Regions from separate parts of the Homo sapiens genome. Here regions 1, 2, 4 and 5 are each linked to region 3. Evidence: chromatin loops called from intact Hi-C (ENCODE). Cell type or tissue: endothelial cell of umbilical vein. All regions are shown on one strand.

Evidence for each region. Peaks named below come from ENCODE experiments on the same cell type or tissue, not always from the same donor. Only the 100,000 strongest peaks of a DNase experiment are listed, where the experiment ranks them.
Region 1: a loop joins it to region 3, with 6 times the contacts of the local background. A loop is called at or near these places in 2 of 110 quality-filtered maps.
Region 2: a loop joins it to region 3, with 4 times the contacts of the local background. A loop is called at or near these places in 14 of 110 quality-filtered maps.
Region 4: a loop joins it to region 3, with 7 times the contacts of the local background. A loop is called at or near these places in 12 of 110 quality-filtered maps.
Region 5: a loop joins it to region 3, with 4 times the contacts of the local background. A loop is called at or near these places in 21 of 110 quality-filtered maps.

The regions. Positions count from the first base shown.
Region 1 is chr9:21,963,487-21,968,486 of GRCh38, forward strand. It overlaps CDKN2A (cyclin dependent kinase inhibitor 2A), which reads right to left. Exons shown (of 3, transcript NM_000077.5): 3 at 4,266-4,756. The coding sequence ends at 4,743. CDKN2A-AS1 (CDKN2A antisense RNA 1) reads left to right here and starts at 3,653. Exons shown (of 1, transcript NR_024274.1): 1 at 3,653-4,268. In endothelial cell of umbilical vein, a CTCF peak has its summit at 2,219; a DNase peak (open chromatin) is centred at 2,205; H3K4me3 peaks cover 722 bases; H3K27me3 peaks cover 2,428 bases.
Region 2 is chr9:22,117,558-22,122,557 of GRCh38, forward strand. CDKN2B-AS1 (CDKN2B and CDKN2A antisense cis and trans regulatory RNA 1) reads left to right here. Exons shown (of 19, transcript NR_003529.4): 17 at 1,087-1,210; 18 at 2,643-2,853; 19 at 2,947-3,156. Among named protein-coding and RNA genes, the nearest start is that of CDKN2B, 110 kb to the left of the region's middle. RefSeq lists enhancers at 1-954, 427-1,072. In endothelial cell of umbilical vein, a CTCF peak has its summit at 2,208 (motif pointing left); DNase peaks (open chromatin) are centred at 154 and 2,214; H3K27ac peaks cover 1,176 bases.
Region 3 is chr9:22,236,323-22,241,322 of GRCh38, forward strand. No RefSeq gene overlaps it. Among named protein-coding and RNA genes, the nearest start is that of DMRTA1, 210 kb to the right of the region's middle. In endothelial cell of umbilical vein, CTCF peaks have their summits at 2,815 and 3,017; DNase peaks (open chromatin) are centred at 1,779, 2,639 and 4,509; H3K27ac peaks cover 1,408 bases.
Region 4 is chr9:22,101,082-22,106,081 of GRCh38, forward strand. The region is part of intron 14 of CDKN2B-AS1 (CDKN2B and CDKN2A antisense cis and trans regulatory RNA 1); the gene reads left to right. Among named protein-coding and RNA genes, the nearest start is that of CDKN2B, 94 kb to the left of the region's middle. RefSeq lists enhancers at 1,527-2,028, 1,807-3,006, 2,029-2,528. In endothelial cell of umbilical vein, no CTCF peak of the experiment used is centred here; a DNase peak (open chromatin) is centred at 2,400; H3K27ac peaks cover 1,980 bases.
Region 5 is chr9:22,035,715-22,040,714 of GRCh38, forward strand. The region is part of intron 3 of CDKN2B-AS1 (CDKN2B and CDKN2A antisense cis and trans regulatory RNA 1); the gene reads left to right. Among named protein-coding and RNA genes, the nearest start is that of CDKN2B, 29 kb to the left of the region's middle. In endothelial cell of umbilical vein, a CTCF peak has its summit at 2,548 (motif pointing left); a DNase peak (open chromatin) is centred at 2,437.

The sequences.
Region 1 (5,000 bases), 270 kb before region 3:
TCAGTCTATGTGCCTATTTTTATACTAGTACATGCTGTTTTGGTGACTGTGCCTTTATAGTATAGTTTGAAAGCAGGTAGCATGATGCCTCCACATTTGTTCTTTTTGCTTAGTCTTACTTTGGCTGTGCAGGCTCTTTTTTGGTTTCATATGAATTTTAGAATTGTTTTTTCTAATTCTGTGAAGAATGATGGTGGTATTTTGATGGGGATTGCATTGAATTTGTAGATTTTTTTGGCGGTATGGTCATTTTCACAATATTGATTCTGCTCATCCATGAGCATGGGATATGTTTCCATTTGTATGTTGTCTATTATTTGTTTCAGCAGTGTTTTGTAGTTTTTCTTGTAGAGGTCTTTTGACTCCCTGGTAAGGCATATTCCTAAGTATTTGATTTGATTTGATTTTTTTTTTTTTTTTTTTGCCGCTACTGTAAAAGGGGTTAAGTTCTTGATTTGATTTTCTGCTTGGTCGCTGTTTGTGTATAGAAGAGCTACTGATTTGTATACACTAATCTTGTATCCAGAAACTTTGCTGAATTCTTTTATCAATTCTAGTAGCTTTCTGGAGGAGTCCTTAGGGTTTTCAAGGTAAACGATCATATCATCAGCAAACAGTGACAGTTTGACTTCCTTTTTACTGATTTGGATACCCTTTTTATTTTTCTCTCTCATCTGATTGCTCTGGCTAGAACTTCCAGTACTATGTTGAAGAGGAGTGGTGAGAGTGGGCATCCTTGTTCCAGTTTTCAGAGGAAATGCTTTCAACTTTTCCCATTCAGTATTATGTTGGCTGTGGGTTTTCATAGATGGCTTTTATTACATTAAGGTATGTCCCTTGTATGCCAATTTTGCTGAGAGTTTTAATCATAACAGGATGCTGAATTTTGTCAAATGCTTTTTCTGCATCTATTGAGATGATCATGTGATGTTTTGTTTTTAATTCTGTTTTCGTGGTGTATCACATATGTTAAATCATCCCTACATTCCTGGTATGAAACCCACTTGATCATGTCATGGTGGATTATTTTTTGATATGTTGTTGGATTCTGTTAGCTAGTATTTTGTTAAGGATTTTAGCATCAATGCCCAACAAGGATATCAATCTGTAGTTTTTAAATGTGCTTTTCTGGACCGGCACGGTGGCTAAGGCCTGTAATCCCAACACTTTGGGAGGTCGAGGAGGGCGGACCACTTGAGGTCAGGAGTTCGAGATCAGCCTGGCCAAAATGGTGAAAATCCGTCTCTACTAAAAAGGTGTTGTGGCGGGCGCCTGTAATCTCAGCTACTGAGGAGGCTGAGGCAGGAGAATCGCTTGCACCCGGGAGGCGGAGGTTGCAGTGAGCCGAGATCGCACCACTGCACTCCAGCCTGGGCGACAGAGAAAGACTCCGTCTCAAAAAAAAAAAAAAAAAAAAAAAAGTTGTTTTCTGCTATTTCCTGAACTTTATTACGTAAATGAGACACGTGAGATCTGGAAGGAGGTGGAGGTGAAGACCCTCCCACCTGGCCTGCATCCAGAGTACTTGGGGTGTGGCACTGGCGTGGGCCCCAGGAAGGATCCCAGCCAGTTTTGGTGCTGGAGGCCCGGCCAAAGGAAGGGCTGCTCTCCCGTCCCGCGGGCTCCGAGGTCGCCGCACCCGGGCGCGCCTGGGCCTCGTCACCCGCGCTCGTGACGCGTGCTTACAAAGGAAACTTTTACAGGTTTCGGTGGGCAGGGCCTTTTATTGCCCTTCTGCTCCACAGCCCCCGTGCTTAATCGGTTGGTTGGGAGGTTTCTTTCGTCCGTGGTTTTGGAAAGTCCCCGCCTCCAAACCGCAGTCCCGCAGTCAGTTCTGCAGCCTCAGGGCCTCGAACAGCCATGCTTAGAATCCGTCCTTCTTTCCTGCTCCATCTACCCTTCCCCTCTGGCTTCTTTTTTTTCACTGGAGAAAGCCCACCCGAGTCTCTCAGCCTGCTTCGGAGGTTACTGCGGCCTCCTCCACGGGTAGTTCTGGGACCCGGGTCTAGTCCGCGGTTCCGGAGCAGGTCCCTCCCTGGAGTCGTCAGGCCCAGTATGCGTGTGCTCAGTGTGCTCGGGAAACACGCGTGGGCTTTAACAGCAGATCTCCATAAAAGGGTCCCGGAGATAGCCTCTGCCTGGCCCGAGGCCCAGTGCCTCAAAGCGGACGCCTTTGCGCTCCCGGAGGTGCTCACACCACAGCGGAGCCTGCTGGCGAGTGGAGCGTAGGACTGCGAACCAGCAATCTCCCGAGAAGCGGCGAGGGGGAGGGGAATGTCTGTGAATCGGTTATCCCTCCCACCCCCAGCAGAAGTCGGGGAAATGGGGGTGGAAGGGGGAAAAAGGGAGAGAACAGGAGTGGGGTTGAGGAAGGGTAAGGAGGAAGGTGAGCTTCCTACAGCTGCGGGGGAAGGTGGAGAAAATTTTCAGGGGGACAGCTGAGTGGTAGAGCTAGCGAGCTTCAGAGAAATGTTGACAGACAGATGCCCAGAAAGTGAGGATGCCGGGCATGGGCACTGCGTACCAGGCACAGGAGATATATGGAGGCAGGAAATTGGCACATCATAAGCATTTGACCATCCTGCCCTAAAACAAAACAAATTGAACAACAACAACAACAAAAGATAATAGCAAAAGTGGCACAGTAGTGAGCTCGCAGGGCCCATTCCTATATAGAAACACAGAAAAATAAGCAAAAGCTGCCAGAATTGACTTCGTGGGAACTCTGGGAAACAGTAAGAAAGTTTTACAGCAACCAAGTGAGTGCTGAACCAAGGCAAAGGTAACTGAAACGCAATGATAGAGAAGAGGGGCAGGGAAGTGTTGGGTAGACAAAGGCGGGTCCCTGGTAAGGGCCCTCCCCTGGGCCTGTGCCCACTGGACCTAGGTGAGGACAGGCACTCCTTCCTTCACGCCCAAATGTTGCATATCCCAAGACCACCCTGTCCCGCCACGCCCCCATCCTTTGCCTATGAAAACCCTGAGACCCTAGCAGGCAGACACACAAGCGGCTCTATGTCCAGAGGAACTCATCGGAGGAACTGGACGTGGAGCGGGGCACCCCAGCGGAAGGGAGCACGCCAGTGGAAGAGCACACTGACAGACCATAGGAGTCAGTCTGTTATATTATCATAGTATAATATTATAAAATTATTATAATACAATAAAAATATAAAAATATAAATAATGTAATAAATATGGATAAAAATAATAATTACATATTTATATTTATATGAGAACACTATGAATAATTTTAAGCCAAAAAACAACTCGATGTTCATCACTGGATGAGTAGACGAGCAATTTCCAGTATATTCATACAATGGAATATGATTCAGCCATAAAATGAAATGAGGTACTGATACATGCTGCAGCAGGAATGAACCCCCAAAACACTACACTTGGTGAAAGAAGCCAGACACGGAAGGTCACATATTGTATGATCCCATTTATAAGAAATATTCAGAATAGGTAAATCCATAGAGACAAAAGGAGTTTTGTAGTTGCCAGGAGTTGGAGGCAAGAAGAGTTTAACAGGTATGCTTAATGGGGCCTCCTATGCAGTTGACGAAAATGTTTTGGGCTAGATAGGAGTGATGGTTGCATAACATTGTACTAAATGCCACTGAATTCTACTCTTTAAAATTTTTAGTTTTATGTTATGTGGCGTGTACCCTAAAAAAAAAAATAGAGGTGCAGTGCTCCAGCACGGGATGAGGCAGCGTGGACAGGAGCATCTCCCAACCTCAGTGAAGTCTGAGCCGCGTGCCTGCAACAATCCCACTGTGGCAGAGAACCGCAGAGTTCCTTCCGGTTTGGCAGCAGTCATTCGCAACCTCACAGCCCTCTGGAACCCCAGCCTGGGGGTCTCAGAACGCCGAGGCGGGGACTGGGAGCCGAGTCGGATTCCGAGACTATGGGCCAGGGTTGGCTGGATTCAGTTACCTGGCTGAGGCCTGGTGAGCAAAATATCCCAAACCTCGCGTGATCTGGAAGGGGAAGCCGGATAAATACGGATCTCCAGATGTGCCAGTCTCGAGTCTATCGATATGAGGTCCCCCTAGAGTTTCTATTCATCATTTTAACCGCATTTCATCGATCTTGAGACACGGCTTTTGATATTTTATCACCTCAAGATAAATAGTGTTAGATGTCTAATAGCAGCGTTTTTCTAAGAGATACATGAAACAACAGTGTCAGAAACGATGCTGTCTTCCATGCGATGAAATTGTTGTAATAGGTGCTCAATAAATGTTGACAATAAATGAGTGAATGAATGAAAATTATTTTATTTTTATTTGAGCTTTGGTTCTGCCATTTGCTAGCAGTGTGACTCAAGAGAAGCCAGTAACCCCCCTGAGCTTCCCTAGTTCACAAAATGCTTGTCATGAAGTCGACAGCTTCCGGAGGCTGCGAGGCTCGCAAGAAATGCCCACATGAATGTGCGCTTAGGGCGTGAGTGCTCACTCCAGAAAACTCCAACACAGTGAAAAGGCAGAAGCGGTGTTTTTCTTTTTTACATTTTTATAAGAATATATAAAAAATGATATAAATGGACATTTACGGTAGTGGGGGAAGGCATATATCTACGTTAAAAGGCAGGACATTTTTAAAAGCTCTATTTTCTAAATGAAAACTACGAAAGCGGGGTGGGTTGTGGCGGGGGCAGTTGTGGCCCTGTAGGACCTTCGGTGACTGATGATCTAAGTTTCCCGAGGTTTCTCAGAGCCTCTCTGGTTCTTTCAATCGGGGATGTCTGCAGAGGGCAGAAAGAAAACAGGCGTTAGAAACCTGAGGTCAAAGATGTGTGGCACATCCCGCCCTCCTCTCTTGCCGTCCCTACCGGCATTGAAATACTTATGGATAAAGTTCTCGCAATGGCTTCACGTGCATGTACCCGCCGCCACCGCTCTCCCACACCTCCCTGGTCCAGCAGCTAGTCCACTGCCCGCCTGGCTGCTCCAGGCGCGCCGACCGCTCAAGCGCTCCAGGTCCACCCG
Region 2 (5,000 bases), 120 kb before region 3:
TTAGCAAGTGAATCATTTAAATAGGAAAAAACAGGGGGCTGACTCAGCTTGAGCAAACTCTTGCTATCCCCTGCTGAGGTCCGCACTTGCTGTGGCCCCTGCCGCTCTCCTCGGACCTTGCTGCCCTCCTCCTTTGTCACTGTGGAGAAACAGGAAGGAATGTTTATTAGCAAGACTGACTGGGGTCACACCCAAGGCAATATCAGGTTTTTACCTCTCCCAGGCCTGGGAAGAGGTTCAAGGATCAAGGACAAGCTCCCGGTTAGAGTGAGAGGCAAGTTCAAACCTTTGAAAAATAAACTCACAACCAGCATTTGGCACAGGCCTCTGGAGTTTACAGAATGTATCTGCCTGTGTGTGATTTCATTAGTTCCTCCTGCCAATCTAATGAGATTTTACGTCCTGTAACAGTGAGGCAATTGGAGTCTCAGCAGGGAAAGGAACTTGCCTAAAACTGCAGGATGGGTAGCGCTTGGATCCTGACTTTCTGACTCCTAGGACTGTGCTGTCTTCAGATGATCACATGCCTTCTTGGCAGATGTTTCTAACAAAGGAGAGAGTTGCCCAGGGTGGGGCTCTGCTAGCTCCCTTGTCATGAGCCATTCTCTCCACATTGCCTTTTAGTTGCACCACATAGTCACCTTCAATTAGCTGTGCGAATAGGCTCACTCTTATGCTAACATGTACTAAAAGTGAAAATGGGGAGAGAGAGAGAGAGAGAGAAAGAGAGACACACAGAGAGAGAGACTCATATTATGGTATGTTCCCTGCCCCACCCCACTCCACTCCCTCTCAACAGGGAGAAAGTACCTGAAGAAAATCATTGCTATGAAGGGCATAGCCAGCTAAATGGGTGTCACTTAGTCTGAAAAATCTCAAAGATGTCAATAAGCCACTCGAGACAACAAGGAACCTGTTTTCCTGTCATCATTCCTTCTCAGTCCTTGGCTTTGGGAAGGGTAACTTTATGGAGAGAGAAGAACCTCTGTGGAGTTAAAAGGTTTATGAACTTTTTTCCCTGCAACAAATCAGTGACAGCTGTTCCACAGGCTGATGGTTTTCCCTTTACCTTTCGTTTTTTAACAGCTATGTCTCACAGTCCAGACTTGGAGTACAAGTAATAAGAAGAATAAAACTTAATCCCTTAAGTAGATTCACCATAAGTTAGCTCAGAGCAATTCCAGTGCAAGTATGGTCTGTGATCCAGTAGGTGAGTGACTCTGCTGCTGAAATTCACATGTATGTGAATTTCACAGTGGCCTTTGCTTTGTAGCATGCTGTAATCCTTTTGTCCATTTTCATCACACGAACTGCTGAATATAGGATTGTTAAATGGATGGGGAGATATCATGAAAATGATTAAAGAAGAAAGTTCTTATTTAGGGGTGCATACCTGCCTATCTGACCATTGTACTTAGGCAATCGGGATCTTGCTTTAAGAAAAGGTAGGCATTGGAGTCAGGCTGCTGGAGTATGAATCACTATGCTATCATTTTTCATTTGTTTTTGCTCTGTTACATTAGGAAAGTTATGTAGAATTTTGTGCCTCAGTTTCCTCATTCAATATGGGTGTAATAACTGTGCCTGTCTTGTAGGATTATTGTGAGGCCCAAGTGCAATAATATATAGTACACTGTGTCTGGCATCTAGTAAGCATTCATTAAGATGACATGAAGATAACACAGATATATCTTAACATGTAATTATGATTTTGCTTATTCAAGGCCAAGCATTCCAATTTAATGGAGTTAGGCAAACACAGTAAATTCATTGCTCTTTCCTTTTTATGCTACTTCCTTTGAAGAGGCAGTCAAGTTCCATTTGACTGATTCGGAACTTTTTAGCAATGTATATTATGCTGACTTCACTCTTATGCGCTCTTGGGGCTATAATTCATCAAGTTAGGCGAGCAAAGAAGTGTGTTGGTGAAAGAGAAATGAGGAAGAACAAGGAAGAAAAAAAGGGTCATGAGCTTATTCACTGCCAATATTTATTATATGGAACAATGACCATCCTTCAGAAGTGTTTGTTCTCTATTATACTGTAGGTGTGGAAGAATTATCATTGCTCAATAGCTGTCTCAGTCACTACCTGATAGACTTGGGAGGTCTGGCTATTTCAGGGCGCATTTGACATACAGTGACATTTTTGGATTAAAGCTTTCATGATGAGTGCCAGTCTGGGTCCAAAAGGGTTGAAAGCTGTCGCCATCTATAGGCTAGTTGTTTGTAGTAAAATACTTTCCCTCACTGCATTAGGTTCTTGGTACCATTTATCTAGCAGAGTTCTTCAGTGGGCTTGAGGCTTAGCAGTCAAGTTAAAACAATAACCAACATCCCAAACCCAGTGGCTGTCAAATTTCAGTGAGGTGGCATAGAACTTTAGCATGAACTTGAGCTTGGGTTCAGCTAGACTTTCATATAAATCCTTGTTTGAAGTTAGTAGCTGTGTGATCTTGGGCACTGATATTAAACCTTTATGAGAAAGTTATGTCTGAAATATGGGAAATAAACCTTCCACTTAGGTTGTTGTGAAGATTCAATGAGTTGTAACGATTGTATACACTATAATGATCTATATTACAGTTGTTTCATAAATATGATTGCCTTCATTTTATTCTTTCCTTGTCTCGTTCTTCCCAGTATCTTACAGACAGCAAGTTGAACATTGTGGGATGCATGAGCTATTGAGGCCTTTGCAGCTTTCTGCTACATGGAGGCTAGGGCCAGAGTCAAGATTTATGCTTTGCAGCACACTGGTCAGCTGTTTTTGCAAATCAGATTAAATGATTTTTAAATGAGGCTGAGAGCATGGGAGATACTAATGTGTGTTTCCTTGTGAGCTACTGCATAAGTAAGTGCTTTGTAAAATGTCAGGGGCTCCAGGATTATATGGTATTACTGTCACTATTGTAAGCACTTCTACCTTTTTTTTCTCCTTTTACAGGTTAGGAAATTGAAATACAGAAAGATGAAAAGTGATTTGCCCAAGCATATAGATCAAAGCTGTGGCAGAACCAGGACTGGAACCTATATCTCTCTACTAATGGTTTTTTTAAAAAAATAACCTTGTTTCAAAAATATTAAAAAGTCACAAGAAAGGTAAACATGTGGATAAACAAAATGAAGAAAATAAAAATTATCCAGTAATAACATATTGGCATATGTCTTTCTGGTATATTTTCCTGTGTTGTCATCATTATCATCTCCATCATCATTATATCCATCATTATCATCATCATCATCATCATCATCATCATTATCATCACCATAGTGAACATGTAATGCTTACCTAGTGCCAGATGCTGTCTAGGCATTTTACATGTGTTACTGGTAACTCATGTAATCCTCATAACAACCTTATAAGGTGGTTGCTATTATCCCCATGTTACATATGAAGAGACAGAAGCATAAAGAAGTTGCACCGCTGGTAATTGGCTGGGATTTGAACTTAAGCAGTCTAACCTTAGAGTAATGATTTTAACAACTATGCTATATACATACAAATTTACAAAATAAAACTGGGCTCAGACAATAAAAACAGCTCTCTTTTCATGTTATAATACTTTTTCACCCCATAACACATAATCACTAATGTTTTAAAGATCAAAACAATGCACATAAAATGTACTGGTTTTAAAAAAAAGAGGAAATAGCCACTTACCTCAACCAAACTAACTTGGAGATAGATTAGATTGATAATGGCAAGGGTGATGGGTAGATGGGTAGAGGTTGCTCAAAAAGAAACACAAAATATATCCTCTTTTAAGGATCCTGATGCTTTGCTCAAAGTAATTTTTATTCTTTTAAAACTAAAAAAAAACTGTACAAAATTCATAGGGTACATAGTGGCGCTTTGATATATATAATGTATAGTGATCAGATCAGGGTAATTCGCATACCCAGTCATCCTATAGTGGGTATAGAACACCAGAACTTATTCTTTCTATGTAGCTATAATTTTGTATCCTTTAACAATTCTCTCCCTATCCCTCCCTTCCCCCTACTTTTCCTAGCTTCTAGTATCCTCTGTTCTACTTTTTACTTCTATGAAATCAACTTTTTCAGCTTCTGTATGTGAGTGAGAACATGCGGTGTTTAGTAGGAAATTTCTGTTCCTGGCTTATTTCACTTAACACAGTGTCCTCCAAGAGCATCCATCCAGGATTTTATTGCTTTTTATGGCTTAATAGTATTTCATTGTGTATATATACCATATTTTCTTTGTCCATTCCTTTGTTTTTGGATGCCTGGATTGATTCTATAACTTGGCTATTGTGAATAGTACTGCAATAAACATGGTCTGTAGATGTCTCTTTGATATAATGATTTTCTTTCCTTTGGATAAATTGCTAGTAATGGGATTGCTCAATCATACCATAGTACTATTCGTAGTTTTTTGAGGAACCTCCATTCTGTCCTCCATAGTGGTTGTACTAGTTTACGTTCCCACCAACAGTGTATAAGAATTCCCTTTTCTCCAAATCCCTGCCAGCATTTGTTATTTTTTTTTTTTTGTCTCTTTGACAATAGTCATCCTAACTGGGGTGAGATGATACCTCATTGCAGCTTCAATTCACATCTCCCTGATGATTAGGGATGTTGAGCATTTTTTCATATATTTATTGGCCATTTGTATGTGTTCTTTTGAGAAACGTCTGTTCAGATCATTTTCCTACTCTTTAATTAGATTGTTTTTACTGTTGAGATGTTTGAGTCCCTTATATATTCTAGATATTAATCTCTTGTCAGATGAGTAGTTTGCAAATATTTTCTTCCATTCTGTAGTTTGTATATTCACTCTGTTGATTACTTCCTTTGCTGTACAAAAGCTATTTGGATTGATATAATCCCATTTGTGTATTTTGTTTGTGTTACCTATGTTTTTAAGGTATTATTCAGAAAATTTTTGCCCAGACCAAGGTCCTGAAGCATTTCTTCTATGTTTTCTTCTAGTAATTCTATTTTTCATGTCTTACATTTAGGTTTTTGATCCATTTT
Region 3 (5,000 bases):
ATCAAGACCCTAATGTAGTAAACTAGTGCTTTATAAACTGTTGGTCATGAAGGCCTAATTGTTTTACTTTCTAATACAGGCACACAGATATTTTTGAACATATGAAATCTTTTGCTTGGATGATGTGGCAATATTAAAGTTTCTACACACAGTCAATTTTGGTTCTTATCTCATTGCTGACTGCTAATTAACAATTTGTGATTGGTAGGTCCTTGGACTACACTTTAGGTAACACTGAAATAAATAATCTCAGGGACAATCTCAGCAATGGGATATAGTGCTACAGACAAGCTACTTTTGAAAGGGAGTTGGCTCTGGGAATCAATTTTCCTTCATTCTATTGGCACTTCATCATTGCTCTCCTCCATTCATACAAGAGCACTCCAATTTTTAAAAGTTTCAGCCTTTCTACTCTTAAACATTTCAGCCTTTCTCTCTTAAAAATTGGTCTCTATGGCAGCAGAATAAGGGGAACCAGCAGTGGCAAGTTAGTCTTGCAGAAGAGAAGGAGTTCAGACTTCAGACTTGACCATTCTTTGTCAAACCTTGAAGCTCTGCCCACTAGCTCTGTGCTAATGGATGCTTTGGGAAGACTTCATTCCATGGGAAATGGAGTTTACTGGAACAGAATATGGATAATCTTCTAAAAGAAAGAAAGAGACAAAAGCAGGGATGATCACAGAGTGTTTCCTGTCTCTATACACTGAGACATATTGGGAATTTCAGTTTCTGAAGATCCAAGAAATAATAAAAGGCCTAATTTCCCATCTTAATTTCAGGTTCAGTTTTTTCCTAATTCCCAGGTCTCTCAGGCTCTCAGGCATGCACAGGGCCTCGTTCAAGTTATGTCAGAAGAAATCGCTATTCACTTCAAAGAAAGTTCAAACTTCTCTAAGCATTAGTTTTTCTGATCGTAGATATAAATAATTGTCTACACCTTTTACAGCTGTTTAGAGTTTTAGAACTAATGCTTATAGATCCTCTTAGCACAGGTTCAGTGATATTCTAAGTGCTCCCTTAATGTTAGTTTTTACCTTGGAAGGGAAAGTTGGATAGGTGGTTACTTGTTTGTATGTATGGTTTACTTCTATGTCCAGGCTTCCATGTATACATTCAGAAAATACTTCCTTGATTCTTTTTCGCTATTTGTTTTTTACACAAAAACGAAGAGGCACGCTGTTATATGATTATTACTATGGGTTTAGTTAACACACTTTGAATTAGATGTTGTGGACCCCACATTTCTTTTTTTTTAGTGACTTGCACTCAGAGAGTTTGGTTAGAAAGTCACTTTGGTCTTGAGGGAGATAAACAACACATCCCCAAAGGGCAACCTGGAGTTGCCCTTTGATGTGATAGTTGCCCTTTGATGTGATAGTTAACCACATCAGTTAGTGAAGTGAGTGAGGGGAGGGGTAGTTTGATGAGCTAGCTCCCGCAAGGAGACAAGGTATCCCCCCACATTAACCTCATGCTTTGTGTCCCAAATCAGGACAACTTTGACTCATTTCAGTCTTTATTCCTAGGCAGAAGCAAGTCTTAGTCCATGCCAGTTTATCCCTTGATCTGAAAATAGTCTCTGGCTGTCAGACACAACTATGTCTGAAATTAAGATTAAGCCCTATGAGTCTTCAGTGAACAAAATGGAAATAAATGCTGAAAATCCCCCTACCTATCTTGAAAGCATACCCTGGAGTGAGAGGTTGTTTTCTCAATTAAAATTTATCTTTTCAGGTGTTTTGTAGAAGTCTAAAGACTCAGTCAGTGGGCATGAGTCATCTGGCTGTGGTAAGATTAGAAATTCCTAACACATGATATAGGAGGCCAGTGCTCCAGGAGGCAGAGAAAATGAAGGAAAACAGCTTTCTACAGCTCTTACCCCCACAACCCCCATCTCTCTGTAACTTAATTTTTCTTCTCAAGTTTCGAACAAGTACAGATAGAACAACTTGTTTTCTAATCTTTTTCTCTTTTTCTCATTCCTCTTCTTTCTTTATTCTTCTTTTCCCCCCTCTTTTTGTTTCCTTTTCCTGACTCTTGAAAACCATGGCAAGTGCTTATTATTTCAGTTGAATATGTTAAAAATTGTTATCAAGAAGTTGATTTTTTGTGTATAAAAATGGTGAACTAAGATACTGTTAAAAGAGTGGAATAAATGAAGAGGAGAGACAGAAGAACCAAAGATGGGAAAAGGACTGGAAAAGAAAAAGAGACTAAAAGGAAGGTAAGGGGCGAGGAGGAAATGGGCCTCTGAGCCTGTAGAGACCAATGGGGACTACGGAAGTCTGAGTTTATTTAAAAGACTAACTGGGGAACATACTTTGCTAAGTTGTGCTTTTTCACTAGCTAATATCATAACTAAAAAACCAAAGGTATTGCAGCTTCTATTTCAGGAAATCGCAATCCAACTATTCAATTTTTTTTTCAGCTGTTTTGATGTTAAAAGATAGGCCAGAGCACAGGTTTTGTGCATTTGAAATTGCTAAGTAGCTGGCCCCACGGGTTATTCACTCACAGTGCTCTTCAGGTGACTGGTCAGTGTTGGTGAGGATAATGTTTCCATTGCTCCTTCAGTCTCTTTGGCCTGCTTTCCTGAAGGAGAGTAATACAAATCCTAATTAAAATGAAAATGAGAAGTTACTAAAATGCCCTTTCCTTTACAGAACTCTATTTCATTTACAGAGGTCGGATGTTCGTGTTTAACTACCAAATCCCTCTATCTCACTTAGAGCTCAGGAGTCAAATAATCTAGACAAATAAGTCAATGTAGTTCCTAAAAGTGCCGAAGTACTTTTCTGCCATAATTTTTTTTTTTTTTTTTTTTTTACTTTGAGGACATCTAGCGGCGGTTTAGTGGCTGTGTTCTTCAAAGGCAAACTGGAAGAAACTTCAGGACATAGTAGCAATGGCAGAACCTATTTTTCTGAACACCTTCACACTTACAGTGATTTATCTTAAGCCTGAAGACAAAACTGCTGTGGTCCTGGAGGATAAACAGGCTCATTCCAGAATCTGCAGCTAAATCCTCACTTCCTTCTTTCACTGTTATCAGACAAAATTCCCTTGGCCTAATTGTTTTATGGGTAGTTTTTAATGAGCTCGTTGTTTATTGACACAAATAGATCTCCTTTTAAAGACTACAGAATGGCCACAATCATGTCATTTCATCAACTAATTAACAGATATTGATAGCCTGCTTTGGGTGGATATTTTGAGGGTCATACTAAGATAAGACAAAGGTTTACGTGAAAGGGAACTTTTGACCTCTTTATTCTGTTTGGGCTTGAATTTTATTGGGTAGCATCTTCATCGGTGGAAAGAGGGCAGGTCTTTTTCAAATGCTGGTGGTGAAAGACTTCAGTTCTGTCCTCAGAGACGAGGGCCTAATAATCTGAGTTTTCCTTTCCTCATTTGTAAATGAAGGTGATTATACTTAGTTCATAAGGTGGTTGTGATGATGATATGAAACCTGAAGACAACTCACATAGTGTCTAGTATCTGGAAGACACTAAAAAATTTTTAAAACCCCTTGTCTACTCCCCTCACTTCACCCCATGCCTTCGACATGGCCCTTGCTGTAGTGGTCTTCTGGGCAAAAGTGTTCACTGCCTCACCCAGAGCCCTGCAAATGCCACTCTGATCCATCTTCATCTGAGTCTTTGGAGCAAACCACATCTCACAGCTTTGTAATTCTGATCTACTGACTTGCCCTGGATCTTTCATACAAACCTGTTCTATAAGATCAAGGTAAATCACACAAAATAACTTGTTAGGCAGAGTTTCTGATAGTTATGATAAGCAGCATCAAAACTGGCTATTTTAGCAGTAAATTCCCTGATAATCATGGGTTCAAGAAGTGACATGTTCAGCTTGTTGACATGGGAGCTGTTGATATCTATATTTTTCATTTAATGTAAATTTAGACAAGGTGATTTCTAAGATCCTCACTGCATGTAACAAAGTTCAAACATTTTAATTCAGTCTCAAAGAGCCACTCTAGTCTACTCACTTCTTTAGATTTATCTTAGGTCACTGTTGCCTTGCTCATTATATTCCTACCCATTCATTTAAAAAACTCTTTTTGAACTCACTGAGCTCTTTGCTACCTTTTGACACTAGACATAAGTTTTCTTCTTTTTGGACTCCATGTTTTATTCTTCATCTGGCTAATTCCTTCCTATTCATCCTTTGGCATCAGCATAAATATTGCTTTATCAGAGAGATTATTTCTGACCCTAATCTAAATTTGGTCTCTTCCTTTATTCTCTCTCCTTATACTCCTCCTTCCTATTATAATTTCTAAACATGTGTTTGTGATTTTATTTGTTCATTTATTGTCTGTGTCCTCACTAGAAATGTATACTCAATGAGAATAGGGACATATCTGCATTATTTCCAATGTCTAGCAAGGTGCCTGGTTCATGCAGGGCATTCAGTATCAAATGGCTGAAACTCAACCCTTCTAATAAAAAAGTCAATGGCCCTATGACTCATTTCTACACTTTAACACACTCCACATTTCCCTTGACAAAACTTTTGTTTTGCTTAGTAGCCCTCTGGGGAATCCCCTTGCCTCAGATTATTTTTGGTTACTGACGGTTTCAATTCAGCAAATCTTGATTTATAAGAAAGATTTCTTAAAATAATCTTCATTTTTCTCCATTCAAAAAATTATTTTTCTTCTTAAACAGGCAATTCAGTGTAGGTTTTTAACATATCTTTTGTGCAAACTTATAATAGTTCAAATCCCATTGGTACAAATTCCCTCACAACAGATATCTTTGCACAATGAAAAGATTTTTTCAAGCCCTCAGTTTGTGGGCTGAGAACGACTAAAAAGTTGAAGTCTGTTCTCTAGATTCTTGTCAGTGAATAATGTGCAGTTCCATAGACCTTATTCTTGACATGTGACTAAGCCTTACCTACTAGTGAACTATTAAGGAAGGTATTAAGGAGTGCTAAAATGTGGTATTCGTAAGCACCAGAGTATTAATCAAGCT
Region 4 (5,000 bases), 140 kb before region 3:
ATGCATTTATTTCTGTATTTATGAAAATCTTTAAAATTCCTCTACCTTTCAGAGACACCCTTCAACAGACTGCGCTTCTTATTTTCAGAGTATGTATTTCCATGATAACACAAGTATCAATTATAAATATTAATTACAACTTTCCCTCCTCACTGCAGACTCAACCAAGAGTTATAAATCTGTGTATTACTTTCAATGCTCATAACAATCTTCTTAACCACCATAAGCAGACTGAAAAAGTCAATCTAGTTGAATTGTTTTACTTTATAATGCTTTTATAAGATACTCAGTCTGAAACTGAAAGATAGGTAGCTCTAGAAATGTGATAAATGGCCACAGAAGTAACAACTTTTAATAAATTAAATTATGGATGTTATGTCAATTTTAAGTAATGTCTCAGTTTTATATCTTGTTACCTGACCTAAATATCATTCCCTTTAGTAAAATATCTATTAAAGCTTTGTGGCAAAATAAGAACAGAAAAATGGTTTTTGATTTTCAGCTTTCTCTGGTGAATAATTTGTTTTCTTTTATTTTTCCTTCTAAAATAATCACACGTTTCATTGCAACCCTAACCCTCTTCAACACACACACACACACACACACACACACACACACACATGGCTTCTAGATTCTACATGTACAAGAGTGCAAATCAAACTACCATAGAAAAACTAAGAAGAGAGGCCTAGAAGCAAGAGGCTGATACACTATCTCAGGCTTCAACAAAATATTTATCTCTGACTATACCAAGGATGGGCAGAGCTTGCATGTAAGTGGCTTGGGCTAGCAGACTGGGTTTTGAAGGAGGACAACATGGCCATGTTCTTGGTTCGGTCATGAACTGTCTATGGCACATACCTTAAATACTGTTGGAAGGATCCGTTAGCTCCAGAGACTGCAACCAACTGCCTATGGTCATAACTCAGCTCTCAGACACATTTTGTTGTGCCCACAGAGTGCTGTTTGCCTGTTTGGTTTTTAAACCAACACTTAAAATGCAGGGAATTTAAGATAAAAATTTGATAAAAATGGGAAGATTTGGCCGTATTGGGCTCATGGTAACTGAGATGCATCTGAATGACAGGCATTCCTTTGAATTGCACATTTGCTCTTGTTTTTACTATAGGCCACTCTCACTTTCTGTTTTTTTCCCCGGCTTTGAAACGATCAGTTTTAGTACTGAAAAATTATCTAGGATACTAAAACCAGAATTTCTCTGCTAGATGGCTTGCTCATTACATTACCTACATGATTCTGTGTAAGGGATTGTGTAAGTTTTCTATGGTTGCCATAACTATCACAAACTTGATGGCTTTATAACAACAGAAATGTATTTACAGTTTGGAGGCAGAAGGTCTAAAATCAAGACTTCTGATTTTAGTCTGTCCAAGAGCCTCTGCTGGTAGGGCCATGCTCTCGGCAGAGGCTCTTGGGGAGAATCTGTTCCTTGCCTCTTCCACCTTCTGGTGGCTTCAGGTGTTTTGTGGCTTGTGGCTGTATCACTCCAATTTCTGCCTCTGTTTTCGTATGGCCTTCTACTCTGCTCCTTTAGTCTCTCCTTTAGGCTGTTTCTTATAAGACACTCACCTAAAACCCAAAAACAATCTAAAAGATTTTGCAAATATGAACATTCTAATTACCTTAGAGTTAAGATTTTCTTTTCTGCTAAGTGAGGGCATGGTGCAGAGAGCAGGAAAGATGTGAAACTAGATAGCATACAAAAATAGGTGTTCATAGATCTGGGCCTAACAAGGGTGTGGCCAGCAACTCTGCCCTGCTTTATCAGCATTAGAAAGCCAGTCCTCTCAGAAAGTGCCCAGTTAGCTAAATTCATGAGATTATAGACTATTAAGGTGGAATGGACCTCAGAGATGGTCCTTGCTCTCATCTGAGGCTTCAGTTGGGCCAGTCAGAAATGTGGGAAAATTGAGGCAGGTCAAATAACCAGGAGTACAAACAAACACAATCTATCCAGAAAACTAGAAATCTTACTAGTGACTATTCACAGGTTACTTTCTGCATTCTGGGGTTTTCATTCTAGAACAGATGTGTGTGTGTGTGTGTGTGTGTGTGTGTGTGTGTGTGTGTGTGTGTGGTGCGTGAAGAGAGGGGAGGGGTGCCCAGAAAACCATACCCACTTTCCCACATATCCCAACTATGACTGGGCAATTATGTCATTATCACCACTGATATATAGCTGGAAGAGTTTAGTGTTGCCCTGCTAAGATCTGGATTTTCTTTTCTGGAGCTTGGCTATTGGGGCATTGAGAAGTCCAGCCAGGAGGTTGGTCAGAGGCTAACCCAAAAAGCTTTGCTTAACTCTGGGCTACAGCTGGGGGTTGCCAGAGAGAAGTGCCTGGCATTCCTGCATGCTGACATCAAGCTTCGAAGTTGCTGCCCTCTGGTGAGTCAGCAGCAAAGGCCCACATCGTTCGAGAATGCTGCCCAATCAGAAGATGTGATGCCACACCTCAGAAATCTTTCTAAACCTCAGCATTCTGTAGACTTCAAACAACTCCTCCTGAGAAAGAATGTAGAAATAATTAAATTTATAAGATTAAAGTTATAAAAAGCATAGAGCCTATAATAATAACAGCAATAAGATAAACTCCACATTTGCTTTTAAAACAATTTATTTGAGTAGACAGCCAACCCCCTGTATTGTACTCCTTTAAAAAATATTTTAGGCTTTTTAAATGCTGAGGCAAGGGGACATACCAAACACTAACAGGCACATTGGGGTTTTCTGGCTATTGAAATAAAAATGTCCTTACATAACACTGATGTACTGGAATAGCACTGCGTTCCAGTGACGGTTATTGCAACTCAGCCAGCATATCTGTAGCTTGTGAGCTTTTCTTATCAGAATTTTATCTATAAATATACATATACGTAAATTCTATTGTGAAATAAAAATAAAATGTAGAATCTTCTCATCTTTCTTATTAGTCAATATTGTGCTACTCTTTAATAATTTCTCTCAATTTTTTCATTAAGCAGATATTACTAGGGAAATATACATGAGGCAGAAGGCAAATTATTTGCTTAGTGCAATGCAAACTTGCTTAACAGGTAAGAGCAGAGTCCCTTCCATAGCATTGCCACCATATGGCATTGCCATATCGTGGAGGCCATAAAGAGGAATGACATTGTAAAGATTAACTGGATTTTACTTGGCAAGGTCAGGCACCTAGATGGCATGCTATAAAATGGTTAGAAGTGCAAAGGAAACCTGTAGCTAGAGGCCATGTGAGATTATGGAAGTGACTTTTCTTACAATCCTGCCATCTGGTTTGGATTGTCAGGATCAAAACATTTCACTTGCCCAAGTGAGGATGCTCTCTACATGGTTTTGGGGATGAGGGAGACTCAGAAATAATGTTTGTGGTACTGTAGCACCACTAGGAAAAGAGAAAAATTGGACCTGACATGAAGAAAAGCATGCAGCCAGCCACTAAGACTACTTCCCACAGGACTGGAAATCTCTACCACCGTACCTCTCCTACATGCTGGGTATAAGAAGTTAAAGGGAAGCCAGATTATATTTACCTACTCTTTCATTCATTCATTCACTCATTCATTTATTCATCCATTTACCATTTGTTTGTTTTTTGTTCATTTACTTATTTAATAAAAATTGTGTTTTGCATATTCTAGGTGCCAGGCATTGAAGAACCACTGTTATTGTTCTCAAATGACTGACAGTTTAGAGGAGAAAATGGAAGAATAAATAGACACTTGTGATGCAATATAATAGTGCTCTAATAAGAGCAACATATATTGAATACCACTGAATATTAAATACCAGGGACTTTGCTAGGAGCTATAAATTAATCTCCACAGTACATCTAAGATAGAAGTTTTATAATTACTCTCTTTAGGAGGAAATAGGGGTCTATAGAGGTTAAGTCTCACAGCCTGGAAGGAGTCAACAAAAAAATACTCAGCCTTAGGTATTCTGACTAGAAGCTTGGGTCCTTAACCACCTACTCACCAATTTGAAGAAAGATGATTGAAACTGCAACAGCTACACTGACTCTTGAAAGCAAAGTAACTCGTTAAATGAGGGTATGTGTATACTGGCTGGGATATTGTGGGCTCATGATGACTTGTAGGCCGAGGCAGCTGCACATATGAAGACTATGGAGGGTATATCATCAGCGGAAATGAAAGTGATTAGTGTTGGAGGTTTCAGTGCATATTCTGGTTTTCTATTACTGCATAACAAATCACCCTAAAATTTAGTGACTTAAATAAACATGATCATTTATTTAGCTCATGAATTTGCAAGTTGTGCAGCACTTGGGTGGGATAGCTCACCTTTCTTCCATGCAGTGTCTGCTGGGACTGCATGATTGCATGAAGCGGGGCTGGGCAGCTAGAGCTCTTCATGAATCTCTATTTTTGCATGATATTTTCACAAGGTCTCTCAAGCATGGGAGCTTCAGGTAGCAGAACTTCTGACAGGGCAGCTTAGTCCTTTGAAAGTGTATGTCTGAAAAGAGAGACTCAGGCAGATGCTATATTGCCTTTTGTGACCAAGCCTTGGAAATCACTAGTCTCTCTTGTGTTGAGGTGGTTATAAGAGCCTGTCCAGGTTCAGTAGGGAGCATAAATTTCACCTCTGAATGGAGAAGTGCCAATGTCCTGAAAAAGCATGTGGGCCCAGAAATACTGTTGTGGCAATTTTTTGAAAATCAAGTGTGATAAAGACAGCATAGTGTAGTCATAAAAAACAGATTAGGAGCATGATGTGCTTTGATTTCAACTATGGGCTTTATTACTTACTAACTGGGTTACTTTGGTTAAGTTGTTTGACTCTTGTTTTTTGAGATGGAGTCAGTCTGGGAGACTCCAGCTCTGTCGCCCAGGCCGGAGTGCAATGGCACGATCTTGGCTCACTGCAACCTCTGCCTCCCGGATACAAGCGATTCTCATGCCTTAGCCTCCCGAGTAGCTGGGATTACAGGCACCTGCCACCACATCTGGATAATTTT
Region 5 (5,000 bases), 200 kb before region 3:
CTGTGCATGCCACACTGGCTTTCTTTCTGTGGTGTTTCCAGAGATAAGTTTGCCTGATAGAAGTCAGACTCTGTGGCTTTTTATCATTATAGATTTTTCTAGAAGGAGAAGAGGCCATGATCACATCTGAGGATCCTGAGTCATTGTAGACATGTACTGAATTAAAGAGAATTTTTTGACTAAAGGAGAATTGCATCAATCACGGTGAAGGAGATGCCACAGGACAGGGCCTGAGGTGTTGGCTTAGCCACAGATGTAAGGGCTACAGTTAACAGACAACTTTCAGTTTCCACTATTGGAAGGGATGATCAGTCCTTCCCTCCTCTATTTTCTTGAGCCCCGTTTTTCACCTTTCTTTTTCTCTCTCCTTTCTTATCATGAAGAATAAAGACAAATGAGAACAGATCTACCTTAGGCTGATACAGGGCAGGGAATCCATTTAATAATAAAACGTGGGTCAAAATTCACTTTTCTCCTTTTGAATTGAAATTATATTGTGCATGGGCTAATTAGATTGAATGCTGTAAACATGAAGATAATGCTTGCAAAGTAGCTACAGAGAAAGAGAAAAAGCCTAAAACAACCAGTAGTGCTTAGGACCAATAGTATAAGTCTTTACACACTACATTTGAATAATACTGTAAGACACAATTCTTTGATAGGTTAAATAGCAAATCTAGGCCCCCCAAAATTATTTAAAAAATTGTCATTTTAATTCTAGAGGTATAACAACAGTGTGTAAGTTGCATCAAATAACAAAGTTAGTCTACAGCCTAAATTGTTTCGTCCTGCTTTTTTCACTTCTATGCATATTTTTATACTTCCATGCTAGAGCTACCTCATTCTTTTAAAATTGTGAGATATTCTATAATTTATTTGTATTCCCCTATTAATATATTTTTAGCTTATTAGTTTACTTAAAAAGATTTATGTTTGCCTTCTAATGTCAAAGTTAGGAGTCATCTGTCCATTTAACAGGTGGTGTTTTCTTGTGTAACTCCTCTGCCTTCATGCAAACCTTTGAGAACAATCTCTTGAAACAAGGCTAAAATGCCTTTGGAGAGGTATTATAGATGATCATATCTACTTTGTGCCTCTTTCCATTACTTAGCTGCATTAGAGGCCCAGCTGTGTAGGTGTAACTCAAAATCCACCAAAACTAATACTGTGGTTAGATTCTGGTCAAACAAGTTGCCATTAATCCAGATGTAGAATGGGATTGAAAGGTGGCTCTTCCACACCCTGACATCAATGTACCAGTTTGGCTCTGTGCATTCTTTCTCCCCTTCTCCCTTTACCACCCTCATATAATTGTTTGTGTACATGTCTGGTTTCGTCACTACGCTGATGGCAAGGATCATGCATGCCTTATTCATATTTGTGTTATTCAAGGATTCTACTCTGGGTTCTATTATGGGGCCTGGCCTAAAGTGGTTGTTCAAGAAATGTGTGTTAGAGAAATCATACATAAACTAGCAATTCTCATTTGGATTCCTGTATCTGAACAACTAACTTTCAGCTTCTTCAGTGGGATAAAGAAGAAAAATGGGGTTTAAAGTACATACTATTCAGTATTAATGTAGAATTTAACAGCTGCCATCCAAGTGCAGAATCCTCTGTAGTTTCCCAGTGTTAACCTCACTTCTATCTCTAGCCATGTCTCAGTGCTGGGTGACTCTCTCCTGGCATGTTCTGGCAAGACTCTACCTGGTTTGCGTAATCTACATCGGCTTCTAGTTTCCACAAGAATTGTTTATATGCATTTAATTTTAGCTCTTGGGCTATAACATGTCATTGTTCTTTTTACTTATCTCCTCTTACTTCTGGAAACAGGGCAGGCATCTTCAATACTTGCTGTTCCTGTTTGGTGTGCTCTTAGATTAATTTTAACTTTCCTCTTCAGCTTTCATGACACTTCAAGACATTTTCCAGTCATATTTCCTGTATAAGAAAATACAGACTATGTCACCACAAAGGGTAGTGGAGATTGGGGGGCATAATTTAATTCATTCAGGGAACTCATATTTTGGTGTGAATGGAAATTAAAGCAAGGTATTTGGATTAATTTACCTCATTTGGTTCTATATTCCATTTAGAGGATAACACATTAAGCTTTTATTCAATTTTATCTGTTATGGTCACAGTGAATCTGGAAAAAAATATATATGGGGCTTAGTTTTCATATTTAGGGGAAAATGAATATCCTAGAGAATAATAATAAAAGTTAGGGAAAATAATGTTTTCCTAAGAGTAGGCAATGAAAATCTGAAGGTACTCAAAGCAGTCTTGCACAAGTGCTTTGAAAAGCCTCTTGCACAATTTTATTTCTTTATAGTACTTACACAATCATATTTCATAATGACTTGCTATAAACAATGTTCTTGACAAGAAGCTTAAAGATACAAAACTGAAGGAAGCACTTTTGGGAGAAAATACTTTTATATTTGCTTACTTCTACACTACAACAGACATAAAATTATGGATTTTTTTTTCAGTGCAATTTTCATATGTCAGTTCTAGGAGACAGGAAATGTGAAACACTGTAGGAGGTATGAGTTTGCCACCTAGAGGAGAGAGGTGAAATTCAACTTTTCTCCAATTTCTTTAGTATAATTCATTAATTTATTTAATTATTTACTCGTTTAATTATTCAAAAATAATTATCTACCAAGCTTAACTATTTTGCCAGCGCAGATTTGATAAATCTGTTCAAGATTTATGAGCTCAAAGAAACCACAAAGTGCATCTTACTTTAATTGCTCAGCTGCCTCTTTTAAAAATCTTTTACTTTTAAGAGAGTATAGCACAAATATCTGAACAACTCTAAATATCCATACTTGGGATGGATATTACTTTGAGCTCTTGCACTATAATAAAACTTTATTCTTTTGTACTAATTCAGTCCTTTTACTTTTTCTTTTTTAATGTTTAAGAAACAAGTTGGATATGGACAAGATGTAATTTCTTCTGTCAAGGAACCCACAGGATAATAGGTTAATGATAGAGACCAACAATGCTGATGCATTTTTAATGACGGAGATAATGTCTAGAAAAAAATCCATTATTTGGTAAAGACAAAGTATGCATATGTATTCCTTTGTTTCAATTATTTTTAAAGTTAAAAAACAACTGCTTATCTCCTTTTGTACTACAAGCAATATCTGGTATAGTGTATGCATAGTAAGTATTCTAGAAATAGTAATTTCATTGTTGACTTGATTATATTGGAGTGGAACTTACTCTGGAAGAGATCCTAACTTTCATTTATCTGAGAAAATTTCCAGTTAGGACATGGAAATTTTTTCCTTGTCAATATTTATTCTTAATGTGTTTAGAATTTTAGAAAATGGGTTTAGGGATTTAGAAATTTCTTTACTAAATAACTCTAGGGAACAGTACCTTAAAAATATTCAAAATGACAAAAACTTAAAATGACATCTAATTTTTTAAGGCCAAGAATCATTAAAAAGGGATCCAAATCTTTAGACTTTGTTGCTCGGTGGAACTAGAATCATTAATATCTCAGTCAGGGGAAGCCATGTCAACTTACTGGTTTAATTTCCTGTGAGCTTCCCATGTTCTCTCCCTGCAAGGACCACCTCAAATCCCTCAGTAGTCCTGTCTTTATGAAACCAGTATAATTTTTCTTTTCGCTCTTGTCCTTCACCTTCCTGTGGCAACAAGAGTCAATTCTCCATATATAAATACTCGGCCCCTGTTTTAGCTGTGTCTTAATTGCGCAACATCTGTTTACTCTGTGTTTTAACATCTGTGTGGATAGCATTGTTGTTGTAATATTTTGACTGTAAGCTTCTAGGAGGTAGAGGCCAGCATTATTTTCTCCATTTTTGGAATGAGAAAATACAGATTACCACAATCAAAGTAGAATGGCAGCTTATAGTAGTTATTTGGATAATTTATATAGTCTCTTAAAAAAACAGATTATAGTAAGAAGTGGCTGAGCAATTAGCTATGGCACACTGCACGGTTTTTCTGACCTCTCAGCTCCTAAATAAACTTTGCCAAATCTTCAGGCCCTCAAAATTTTTTCATTCCATTTGTTATGGGCTGAATTGTGTTCCCCCGAAATGACTATGCTGAAGTCCTAACTCCTAGTGCTTCAGAATGTGACCTTATTTGGAAACAGGGTCATTGCAAATATAATTAGTTAAGATGCGATCTTACTGACATAGGAGAAGCTCCTAATCATGGTGTCCTTATAAAAAGGAGAATTTTGGCCATAGAGACATGCACTGGGAGAATGCTCTCTGAAGACTGGAGTTATGCTGCTAAAAGTCACAAAATTAACAGAAGCTACGGAAGAGACCTTGAATAAATTCTTCCCTGTAGCCTTGAGGGAGAGGATGGCCCAGCCAACTGCTAATCTCAGACGTCTAGCTTCCAGAGCTGTGAGACAATTTCTCTTTTTAGGCCACTCAGTTTGTGGCACTTTGTACAGCAGTCCTAGCCGACTAACACACCACTCTAACTGTTGATCAAGGCAAGAGCCTGTGATCATGTATTATCTTGCTTATTCCTTATCAGCATTCTATGGTGTAGATATTAGTGCCATCTATATACAAATTAGGAAATGGAGCCTCATAGAAATTAAATGACAAGTTCAAGGTGTCATGGCTATTTCATTATAGTGCCAGTGTTTGAACACAAATCAATTTGACTCCAAAACATCATTACTCTACTCAATTCTAGTTCAATCCAGATGTTCACAAACAACCAGACTATAGTGGAGATGTGGGTGGTGGGTTGAGAAGGAGATCATAACCAACATCAGACTGTCAGTGAAGCAGACTGGGAGAAGTTTTATGAAGCCAAGCAGCTGTGCAAGGTACAGTAGAGATGGTCAGATTGTTCATGTGTATGGATTCCATCTTCTGAGGAATGAACTCCTTGATATTCCTGAGTTAGTCCAGTTTAGGCAGGAGTAAACAGAAGGTAAACAGAAGATTGGAGACTGTGTGTGTGCACGAATGCCTCCTTTG